Linked DNA regions of Homo sapiens: region 2 is linked to region 1. A link is a contact called in ENCODE Hi-C or POLR2A ChIA-PET data. All regions are on one chromosome and are shown on one strand. The core of a region is the stretch at or near the end of the contact, and the rest is flanking DNA. Distances in the headings are between cores, read along the strand shown.

Region 1 (5,656 bases), core at 903-3,402:
TGTTGCAACTGTGATGGCTTCTGAGAGTAGCTTGCAAAGATTCTACTTTCCAAGGAGTGACCTGTGCTAGTTTCCCCTTTCCTTTTGCCAGTCCTATGGGCAGAGGACTTGCTGCACAGAATCCCAGCTACTCGGGAGGCTGAGGCAGGATAATTGCTTGAACCAGGGAGGCAGAGGTTGCAGTGAGCCGCGATCATGCCACTGCACTCCATCCTGGGCAATAGAGTGAGACTCCATCTCAAAAAAAAAAAAAAAAGGATGATACGTGTATGCCTGCCTTAGTCTAAGATGGCCCTAATTTCTTCCAGTCTATGAGGAGTCTGGAATTGGAGCCACCTCCAAGTACAGATAACAGGGGAAGTGGCTCACTTTGGTGGTTCTGTTTTGGATATGGATGCAGCCATTCAGGGAGTGGCCCCAAAATTCTACCTTTTCCGAGGCAAAACTATGAGTGGCCTTGTCTTTTCCTTAAACTTTTCTCCTCCAAGGCAGCTCCAGATTTTAACTTCGACTTTATTTTACCCTGTAAAAATATTAAGGCAGGCTGGGCGCGGTGGCTCATGCCTGTAATCCCAGCACTTTGGGAGCCTGAGGCGGGCGGATCACCTGAAGTCAGGATTTGAGACCAGCCTGGCCAACATGGTGAAACCCCATTTTTGCTTTTAAAAAATACAAAAATTAGCTGGGCGTGGTGGCAGGCGTCTTAATCCTAGCTACTTGGGAGGCAGAGGCAGGAGAATCGTTTGAACCCGGGAGGCGGAGGTTGCAGTGAGCTGAGATGGAGCTATTGCACTCAAGCCTGGGGGACAAGAGGGAGACGTCACTCAAAAAAAAAAAAAAAAAAATTAAGGCACAATACGTGAACTTGAAGAACATACAGTTCTCTTTTATTTAACAAACACTTACGTAACCAGCCCGGTGCTGTGCGAAGTGCTTTACATTGTCTCGTTTGATTTACTTAATAAACTCCTATTTGAATCAAATGGGGTGGAGTAGGGGCTTCCTGGAATTTGGCTTACCTCGCCATCTCCCCCCACCCTTTCCCCTCAGTGGAGAGGCAACCAGAGAGAAAAGAAATTGAGCTGCTCTGAAGGGCAAGGCCTCCTCCTACTTCCCGCAGCTGTTTCGCCAGACTTGACCTTCTTCCCTTAGCTAGAGGCAGGGGGTCTCCATCCCTCGCCCAGATCTAGTTGGTGGGAAGGTGGGTGGCTTTTTTCGGGTCACTGGCGCACCCTCTCTACTTCCAGCCACCTGCTCGGGTTCCATCCCGGCTCCAGGCTCCCCGGAGGGCGGCAGGGACATTCCAATCCTCCCACAACCCTCACGGATGTTGCGGGGGAGGGGGGTGCAATTGCTCTTCTCTTCCAACACCCAGCTTTTTCTTCTCAATCTCTAGTGGCCTGAGTCACCCCCGTAGAGGAAATTAAGGATTGATGAATGGTTTGAAAGTTGTTTGTTTACAACCCACCCGTTGGCGAAGCCGCATCTCCAGTGACAGAGGCACTTTCTGGGCACCGTCTGTGCTCTAGCAGACAATTGAGAGCCAGGCAGCCAAGATGCCTCCTCGCCAGACCAAATATGGTCACAAGAGCTAAGCAGCCTCTCGTGGAAAAGCTGGCCTTGTTGGTGTCTCCCCGCGCCGGGGCGCACCCGGGCCGGCCTTCGGGCAGAATCGCGGGTCAGTGCGGCGCTCCGGGTGCTGCAGGCCTCGGCGCCTGGCTGCAGGGGAGGGCGCGGTGTCCAGGACCGGCCCTTCCTAGGCCTGAGCCCCTCATCCGCGTGCCCTCCGCCACCCCCGGCCTTGGTTTCGGTCCACAACCCCTTGATGAAACAGGCTCAGGCCACTTTCCCTTTGATCCCGCCCCAAGTCCGTGGTAAACTCAAAGGAATGCAGATGCAGGTCTGAGCGGGAGAGGTCCGCGCGGCCGGGAGGAGTGGGTGGGGGGCACCCGTCTCCTCTTACCCAGTAAAGTACCCATCACGCCCAGGGTTTTCTGGAGCCGAGGTGGGAGGAGGAGGAGGAGGAAGAGGAGGGGCGAGCGGGGGCTGGCCGGCTAGGGACTAGGAGGTCATACATAATTCAACAGCTCAACTTTCGGGCCCGCCTCTTTCCTGGGGGTGGGAGTTTGCTCCAAACTTTGTTTATGGGACAGTCCGGGAGCTGCTGCGGCCGCGCTGTCTGCTTCTCCTGCGCCTCCTTTTCGCCCAGCACTAGCGCCTTAGGCCAGCTCGGGGGATGTGAGAGCCGAAGCCCTTAGACTGCCAGGCACAGAGTCGGGTCGGGATTTGTCAGCCAAGCCTCGGCTCCAGCTCCGCAATCTCGGGACTCACCCGAGCGACCCAGGCCCGACGGCAAGTTCGGGCGGGACGGCGGCCGCCGCGCGCTCAGGCTCAGCTTCGCTGCCCGCCCAGGTAGTGCCCGCTGGAGCTCGCGCGCTCATCCGGCACCACTCCAGGGCTCCAGGCTCCTCGGGCTTCCGGAGTCGAGACGTGGTGGAGTTGGCTCGGGCTGAACTTCTTTCGGGGGGCTGCCTGTCCTGGAATCGTGCGACCTTTCCTTTGCCATCCTGCGGTTCAGCAAGCCCCGAGTGCAGTTATTCCCTCCACCCCTCGCCCTATCTTCTCCTCCTCCAGGCAACTTCTTTGCTTCAAGAAAGTTGCATAATTCTCGAGGCCAGGAGGGACCCCTCCCCCATCCTGCTGGTCTTACCGCTGAGTGTCTGGGATCTCCAGGCGGGCAATTATCTGTCTCCTCGTTTCCTTTTCCCTCTATTCTTTCTCCCACCATCTCGCCCTCTCACCCTGTAACCCTCTTACCCACTTCCTCCGACTTTAAATAAAAGGCTGATCTGACCTTCTTTTTGCAGAAGATGAATCCGGCCTCGGCGCCCCCTCCGCTCCCGCCGCCTGGGCAGCAAGTGATCCACGTCACGCAGGACCTAGACACAGACCTCGAAGCCCTCTTCAACTCTGTCATGAATCCGAAGCCTAGCTCGTGGCGGAAGAAGATCCTGCCGGAGTCTTTCTTTAAGGAGCCTGATTCGGGCTCGCACTCGCGCCAGTCCAGCACCGACTCGTCGGGCGGCCACCCGGGGCCTCGACTGGCTGGGGGTGCCCAGCATGTCCGCTCGCACTCGTCGCCCGCGTCCCTGCAGCTGGGCACCGGCGCGGGTGCTGCGGGTAGCCCCGCGCAGCAGCACGCGCACCTCCGCCAGCAGTCCTACGACGTGACCGACGAGCTGCCACTGCCCCCGGGCTGGGAGATGACCTTCACGGCCACTGGCCAGAGGTACTTCCTCAAGTAAGTCAGCCTGGAGCCGAAGAAGGCACCAAGTCACAGTGCCCAACGCGCGCGTGTGTTCGTGTGTGTGTGTGTGTGTGTGTGAGAGAGAGAGAGAGAGAGAGAGAGAGAAAGAGAGAGATGGTGCGTGTCCTTCCACGGTTATTTCACAGATATGGAGAGCTGGAAGCAGGGAGTGAGTCTCTGAGTGTTGGAATTGTAAGGGATCAGAAGCAGGGATCAGAAGCAGTGGTGAAGTTCATCCACCATAAAACACACAGGTGACTTTGCCTTGAATCTGCAGGACTGAAGCCAACTCTTGGGCACAGACCCTTAGTCCCTTCCTTGGCCACTCTAAGTCAGATAGTCCAGAGCCAGGCCCTTTGGGATGTGACACCGAGATAAATCAGAGAAAAGCTGTGAAGCTTGGGGAACAGAGGGACTTTTGGTGAAGTAGGTGGTCTGCAGTTTCTATCTTCTTGGGAAAAGCAAGCTGGAAAAGTGAACAGTGGTTGGTAGGCCATAGTGCTCCCAGCTGGGTGACATAATGACCACACAGCACAGTGATGTTATTAGCAACTGTGTGGTGGAGTAGTTGTGGGCTGGACAAATCAATCGTGTGGAAATTGTTAGGAGTTTTATTACATTAAACTTGTTAACCTAAAATACCATCAAATCACAAGCCTGCTTTGTCACTCTTCTTCCTTTCACATTGTTCCAGCTTTTTGATGTCATGAATTTTACATTAGTTGAAATTTTCAAATTACACCCCACAGGAAAATATATTCTCAAACACTAGAGGAGGTTGTTTCAATTGTGGTACCCTAAGATAACTACATTCCTCAGGAGAAACCAGGCTGGAACTTGAAATGTTCCATTGAGGTCATAGGGTCAGGCTATCAAAGATGGAGGTTGTGCCAGCCTAACCACTTGTTTCAGGATTGCCTGCACTGCCAGTGAGGGAAACTCCTCTCCTAAGAACTTGACTTAGACTTCATTTTAAAGCCCATATTTCTTTAGTAGAGTAGCCTTAGTGCAAAAGTGAAGACACTATGTACAATTTTAAAAGTTTAATCAAGCCTTTCTTTGGCACTAATATTTGATGCTCTGATTGCTATGAGAGAGCCCTAAGAATGAATACACAGTGATGGATGAAGTTTACTATAGTGAGCCCATTGATTCATACCAGTGACCAATTCTTATTACTTCCCCATCTCAAGGCTGTTGATATCTTGTCCAAGGAGTTCTTTTGTTGTTTCTGAGATTGGTGTAATGCTGAGATTCTGAAACAGACTTGATGGTCATTTATGCCACAGCTGGTCTTCTCTGGGTTATTGAGTGATAGTTTGGACATGTGCTCAGTCCTTTGACTTCTAAGTAGCTGGTGGAGTCAAGAATATGATGTAATAACATGACTTTTGTTGTTGTTGTTTGTTGTTTGTTTTTGTTTTTGAGACAAAGTCTCACTCTGTCGCCCACGCTGGAGTGCAGTGGCACAATCTCGGCTCACTGCAACCTCCGCCCCCTGGGTTCAAGCAATTCTTCTGCCTCAGCCTCCTGAGTAGCTGGGATTACAGGCACCCACCACCACGCCTGGCTAATTTTTGTATTTTTAGTAGAGACGAGGTTTCACCATGTTGGCCAGGCTGGTCTTGAACTCCTGACCTCAAGTGATCTGCCTGCCTCGGCCTCCTAAAGTGCTGGGATTACAGGCTTGAGCCACCATGCCCAGCCCTACATGATTTCTTTCTTTCTTTCTTTCTTTCTTTTTTAGATGGAGTCTCGCTCTGTCGCCCAGGCTGGAGTGCAGTGGCGCGATCTAGGCTCACTGCAAGCTCCGCCTACCGGGTTCACGCCATTCTCCTGCCTCAGCCTCCCGAGTAGCTGGGACTACAGGCACCCGCCACCAAGCCCGGCTACTTTTTTGTATTTTTTTTAGTAGAGACGGGGTTTCAACATGTTAGCCAGGATGGTCTCTATCTCCTGACCTCGTGATCTGCCCGCCTCGGCCTCCCAAAGTGCTGGAATTACAGGTGTGAGCCACCACGCCTGGCCCCAGCCCTACATGATTTCTAAACTGTGTTTATGAATATATACACACATACGTATGGTATATGATCAGTATAACTGTGATTATTAAAAATATGAAATAGGAGCTAGGCTTGCCTAATATCTGAGGAAAACTAGACGAAAAAGACCCTGAAACAAAAGCAAAACAAAAAAATTCCTTTATACATTGTGTTTTGAATGATTGGAGTAGCTCAGAACTGCCTGTGAACAAGGGCAAAAGTGGAAGTTAGCCTTGGATTTAGAGAAAGTTGCTGTGATCTCTCTGCCCATCCCCCCAACCACAACCACTCTCCAATCCAAAGCAGA
Region 2 (5,656 bases), core at 2,162-4,661, 280 kb after region 1:
TTTCTTAGTACAGAACAAAATGAAAAGTCTCCCATGTCTACTTCTTTCTACACAGACACGGCAACCATCCGATTTCTCAATCTTTTCCCCACCTTTCCCCCCTTTCTATTCCACAAAGCCGCGATTGTCATCCTGGCCCGTTCTCAATGAGCTGTTGGGCACACCTCCCAGACGGGGTGGTGGCCGGGCAGAGGGGCTCCTCACTTCCCAGTAAGGGCGGCCGGGCAGAGACGCCCCTCACCTCCCGGACGGGGCGGCTGGCCGGGCGGGGGGCTGACCCCCCCACCTCCCTCCCGGACAGGGTGGCTGGCCGGGCAGAGGGGCTCCTCACTTCCCAGTAGGGGCGGCCGGGCAGAGGCGCCCCTCACCTCCCGGACAAGGCGGCTGGCCGGGCGGGGGGCTGACTCCCCCACCTCCCTCCCGGACGGGGCGGCTGGCCGGGCAGAGGGGCTCCTCACTTCCCAGTAGGGGCGGCCGGGCAGAGGCGCCCCTCACCTCCCGGACAAGGCGGCTGGCCGGGCGGGGGGCTGACCCCCACACCTCCCTCCCGGACGGGGCGGCTGGCCGGGCAGAGGGGCTCCTCACTTCCCAGTAGGGGCGGCCGGGCAGAGGCGCCCCTCACCTCCCGGACAAGGCGGCTGGCCGGGCGGGGGGCTGACTCCCCCACCTCCCTCCCGGACGGGGCGGCTGGTCGGGCGGGGGGCTGACCCCCAAACCTCCCTCCCAGACGGGGCGGCTGGCCGGGCAGAGGGCCCCTCACTTCCCAGTAGGGCGGCCGGGAGAGCCCCCTCACTCCCGGCAGGGCGCTGCGGGGCGGGGGGCTGCTCCCCCACCTCCCTCCGCACGGGGCGGCTGGTCGGGCGGGGGGCTGTCCCCCCACCTCCCTCCGAGACGGGGCGGCTGGCCGGGCGGGGGGCTGACCCCCCACCTCCCTCCTGGACGGGGTGGCTGGCCGGGCAGAGGGGCTCCTCACTTCCCAGTATAAAGGAAAGAAGTTTAATTGACTCACAGTTCTGCATGGTTGGGGAAGCCTTGGGAAACTTTCCATTATAGAGGAAGGTGAAGGAGAAGCAAGACACCTTCTTTTTGTTTTGTTCTTTTTTTGAAACTGAGTCTCGCTCTGTCACCCAGGCTGGAGTGTAGTGGTGCTATCTCGGCTCACTGCAAACTCCGCCTGCCGGGTTCACACCATTCTCCTGCCTCAGCCTCCCCAGTAGCTGGGATTACAGGTGCTCGCCACCACGCCCAGCTAATTTTTGCATTTTTAGTAGAGACAGGGTTTCACCATGTTGGCCAGGATGGTCTCGATCTCCTGACCTTGTGATCCACCCGCCTCGGCCTCCCAAAGTGCTGGGATTACAGGCGTGAGCCACTGCGCCTGGCCGCAAGACACCTTCTTTACAAGGCAACAGGAAAGACAATCATCAAGAGAAGGGGGAAGAGCTCCGTATAAAACTGTCAGATCTCATGAGAACTCACTCACTATCACAAGAACAGCATGGGGGAAACTGCTGCCATGATTCAGTTCCCTCCCCCCAGTCTCTCACTTGACACGTGAGGATTATGGGGATTACAATTCAAGATGAGATTTGGGTGGGGACACAAAGCCTAACCATATCAGTAGTTTAAGCATCACTTTCCCCCATTTTGGCCCCAGGTGGGATAGATCAGCAGACAGGAGGGTTGCAATGATTATGCTTCAACAAAGGATGCCGTCATTCACCCATAGGCTCTGTCACCAGTGGAATCCTGTCTCTAAGCCATCGGGCCAAACACACGTTCCCTGTTGTTGGACACATAGTGGTGACCCAATGACACTCTTATGAGGATTTGCCTGCCTCCGCCTGAGCAGGTGGGTGGTTCCACGCTTCCCAACTCCACTGATTTATTTCCTCAGGCCATCCTGGATTCTGGCTTCACCCCTGTTAGTGTGCTGAGGCCACACTTCTTGGGCCCTCCTCCGGTCCCATGCCACATCACTAACCACAGCTGGTCTCCTCAAATTTGGTATGTGTCCCGCCCTCTAGTTCCGGGCCAAATCCTTCAGACTCTAGATTCGTGAACCTCATTCACCTTCTTCTTCTAAGCTAATGCCTCCCTACCTTGGTCCTTTTCTATTTTCTGTACTCTCTATCTTGTCCTGGTGACAAGGCCCTCCAGGCCTGGCCCCACCCGGCCACCCTGTCCACCTCCCACCACCATCCACTGGCTGGTGCAATCTGCTGTTCAAGGCATAAATTTATTCAGTGCCCAGCCCCTCCTTCTGCAAGGTAACCACCTAGAAAGTTAGTCTAACACCCTTTCTCTGCCCTGTGTGGGGAGCCTGTGGAAGCTGGTCTCAGGATCTGGCTGGGTAAACCATCTGTTTACCTCTGTGTGGGTTCTGACACTCCTAGCCAGTTCTGTTTCTCTGAACCTTGTTTCTCCACTCTGCTTGCCAAGTCCCTTTGTCTTATTTTTTTCTCCCTCTCCCTCCTTCCTTCCCTCCCCCCATCCTTCCTTCCTTTTTTCCTTCCTTCCTTCCTCCCTCCCTCCCTTCCTCCCTTTTTCCCTCTCTCCTTCTCTCCCTCCTTCTCTTCTTTCCTTCCTCTCTTCCTTCCTCCTTTCCTCTTTCCTTCTCTCCCATTCTCTTCCTCCCCCTCTCTTCTTCCTCTTTTTATTTTTGTCCCATGCTTTAGGCCTTCCTTGGCCCTTCCTGGCATTGCTTTTCCTGACAGCAACACTCAATAATTTTTAAAAAGCACCTGAGCCCTTTGTGTTGACTGATGCCACCTCTGTTGTGGTGCAGATTTGTTTTAGAGGCAGATGTCCAGGGACGCTGAACACTGAAATCCATCCTGCAGAGCTTGCTGTAGGCAGAGTAAAGAAGTTTGCTCTGTAGTTTTCCCAACAGCCTTCTCAAATCCATGGGAGACGTCTCAGACACCTTGTATTTAATAGACAAGGAAATGAGCTCAGGAGATTTGCCCCAGGTTGTAAATTAAATCAGCACAAAGGTAGAAATGAACACAGAGCTCTCAGATTGGAAGCTGTCCAGACAGCTGCATGGAGCAGGGGCACAGCTCACTGTCTTTCAAAGCCTCAACCAGGGCTGTTGCATCTCGGACACTTGGCAGTTACTGGAAAGTCATGTTAGGCTTTCCTGTTGATTCTTTATCTTGTGGAGGAGTTGCACAGTCAATGCCTTGTTCAAGATTAATCATTTTCCCTGTTGCCTATGACTGAGGCTGTTTCTCACATCCTGCCCCTGGTTTTGCCTGTCCCAAGGATTTCGTCTGAAGGGCGGGACATTCCCCCTGCCTCTTCGCACCACAGCCAGAGCCTGCCATTAGGACCAATGAAAGCAAAGTACCTCATCCCCTCAGTGACTAAGAATCGCAGTATTTAAGAGGTAGCAGGAATGGGCTGAGAGTGGTGTTTGCTTTCTCCACCAGAAGGGCACACTTTCATCTAATTTGGGGTATCACTGAGCTGAAGACAAAGAGAAGGGGGAGAAAACCTAGCAGACCACCATGTGCTATGGGAAGTGTGCACGATGCATCGGACATTCTCTGGTGGGGCTCGCCCTCCTGTGCATCGCGGCTAATATTTTGCTTTACTTTCCCAATGGGGAAACAAAGTATGCCTCCGAAAACCACCTCAGCCGCTTCGTGTGGTTCTTTTCTGGCATCGTAGGAGGTGGCCTGCTGGTAAGTCATTCAGGATTATTACTGAATTCTCTCCTGTTTCCTAGATGTTTTCATTATGTATTTTCATGGAAAGTTTTTTGTAATGCATATTTCTAAATCAAGTGACTTTTTTGTTGCTGTTCATTCCTTTGAAAGCAGATTATACAAAAGCGAGATTGGTACAGTATAGCGTAGTAATTTTATGAGATGTTGTTTTACAAAATGCTCTTTCAACTAAAAGTGAACTGCCTTTTTGCTAAACTCTATAGGTAGGAAACAGATATTCGCTTTTAAATCAGATTTGAGAGACTATAGAGTTTCTACTAGAACGGGCAGTCATTTAACATTTGCTCTGGGGAGCCGGAAGGGGTTGGCTGGTTCTCTGCCTAAATCAACAGTTTTGAATCCAAATTCTCTGCTGTTTATTTTCAGCCATCTGTGATAGGGAAAAATAATGAATTGTGAGTGCATTGCTATTTTAAAAGAACTCTAAGCTTTCTCCTTTATGTAAGGCTGGGGTGTGGCGTCTAGGAAAAACCCTACAGTTAGCAGCAGGTCGGTGTCTGAAGCTAATAGTGGAATGTGTTATTTTTTCCAAGAATTGTTTTTGATTGAAGTGAGAGGAATTTCCCTGCCAACCTGGGAGCTGAAAGCATTAGCTTCAACCACAGCATGGAAAGAATGTGAGCAAACTTAAGTTTGCTACTTTAAAGTGCTGGGATTAAAAATTTTAAGGAGAAATTTTATGGAATGGTACCATACGTGATAAATTTTCTTAATCAAGTAAAAGATAGTAAAACATTTAAACCTAATACACTGATTATGGCATGGCAAATCTGCCCTAAATTATTTATTTAATGAGATTTTATTTAATTTTATTTTATTTAATGAGACGGGGTTTCGCCATGTTGCCCAGGCTGGTCTTGAACTCATGGGCCCAAGTGACCCTCCTACCTTGGCCTCCCAAAGTGCTGGGATTACAGGCATGAGCCACAGTGCCCGTCTGCCTCAAATTTAAGCATTATTATCATGTTAACATGATTATTTGTCTTAAACATAACATCACACTTAAGTTTCTTTCGATCTTGAACCTGAAGTATTTCATATTTACTATATTTTAAGAGCTTAATATTGTTAAGTTAAAACTATGCATTTGTATAATCAAGGAAGCAGTTAATATTTATTATATATAGCTTTCATGTCTCCCATTTACAAAAAAGTTTCAGTTATTCTATTAAAGATTTGTTGGTATATTCTGCATTTTACAAGTGGAAAAAATCAGATTTAAAGAAAGGGTTTAATATTTCCAAAACAGAGTTTGTTATCTGGGGTCGTGTGATAAACTCTTGTGGAATAAACACGTTTACAGTTTATTATTTTACTCCTCCCATGTTACATCCTCACCCTAAAAAATGCTTTGACAGATTACATGAAAACAAGCAGATATGACATTTAAATGGTCTTTTTCTCCTCAGAGGTTTACATTCTTTGAGATATCTGGTCAACCTAATCAAAGCCAGTTAATGTCATTGGAAATAAATATATTTTACCAAGAGATGCCTAACCTGACCCATATGAGCCTGAGCAAGACAATGACCTGACTTTGTTTGTTTCCTAACCAGATGCTCCTGCCAGCATTTGTCTTCATTGGGCTGGAACAGGATGACTGCTGTGGCTGCTGTGGCCATGAAAACTGTGGCAAACGATGTGCGGTAGGTCCTCCTGCCCTGGTGGTGAAAATGACTCCTAAGATGTAGCTGTGGCACTCTGTGGCTCACTTCCTGTGTGTCTGCTTTTCCCTAGATGCTTTCTTCTGTATTGGCTGCTCTCATTGGAATTGCAGGATCTGGCTACTGTGTCATTGTGGCAGCCCTTGGCTTAGCAGAAGGACCACTATGTCTTGATTCCCTCGGCCAGTGGAACTACACCTTTGCCAGCACTGAGGGCCAGTATGTAATTACTCTCTACATGGCTACACATTTTTATCC

The links. Hi-C counts contacts between places; a loop is a spot of excess contacts on that map. ChIA-PET counts read pairs that join two places held with the same protein, here RNA polymerase II (POLR2A). Pooled maps may share reads with other maps.
Region 2: a loop to region 1 is called in a map of tibial artery, with 3 times the contacts of the local background. The contact joins the promoter of TM4SF1 here to the promoter of WWTR1 in region 1. A Hi-C loop is called at or near these places in 5 of 168 maps with a recorded cell type or tissue (Calu3, PC-3, PC-9 and 2 more) and 10 of 50 pooled maps. POLR2A ChIA-PET finds 5 or more read pairs at or near these places in 4 of 52 experiments (HepG2, MCF 10A, PC-3 and 1 more).

What each region holds. Positions count from the first base shown.
Region 1 is chr3:149,654,521-149,660,176 of GRCh38, reverse strand. WWTR1 (WW domain containing transcription regulator 1) reads left to right here and starts at 2,152. Exons shown (of 7, transcript NM_015472.6): 1 at 2,152-2,412; 2 at 2,868-3,301. The coding sequence starts at 2,871. WWTR1-AS1 (WWTR1 antisense RNA 1) reads right to left here and starts at 1,967. Exons shown (of 3, transcript NR_040250.1): 1 at 1,469-1,967; 2 at 1-799. RefSeq lists enhancers at 1,299-1,508, 2,069-2,138, 1,746-2,325 and silencers at 1,679-1,838, 5,641-5,656.
Region 2 is chr3:149,375,404-149,381,059 of GRCh38, reverse strand. TM4SF1 (transmembrane 4 L six family member 1) reads left to right here and starts at 3,411. Exons shown (of 5, transcript NM_014220.3): 1 at 3,411-3,689; 2 at 5,291-5,380; 3 at 5,472-5,617. The coding sequence starts at 3,513. It overlaps TM4SF1-AS1 (TM4SF1 antisense RNA 1), which reads right to left and starts at 3,282. Exons shown (of 2, transcript NR_109810.1): 1 at 2,745-3,282.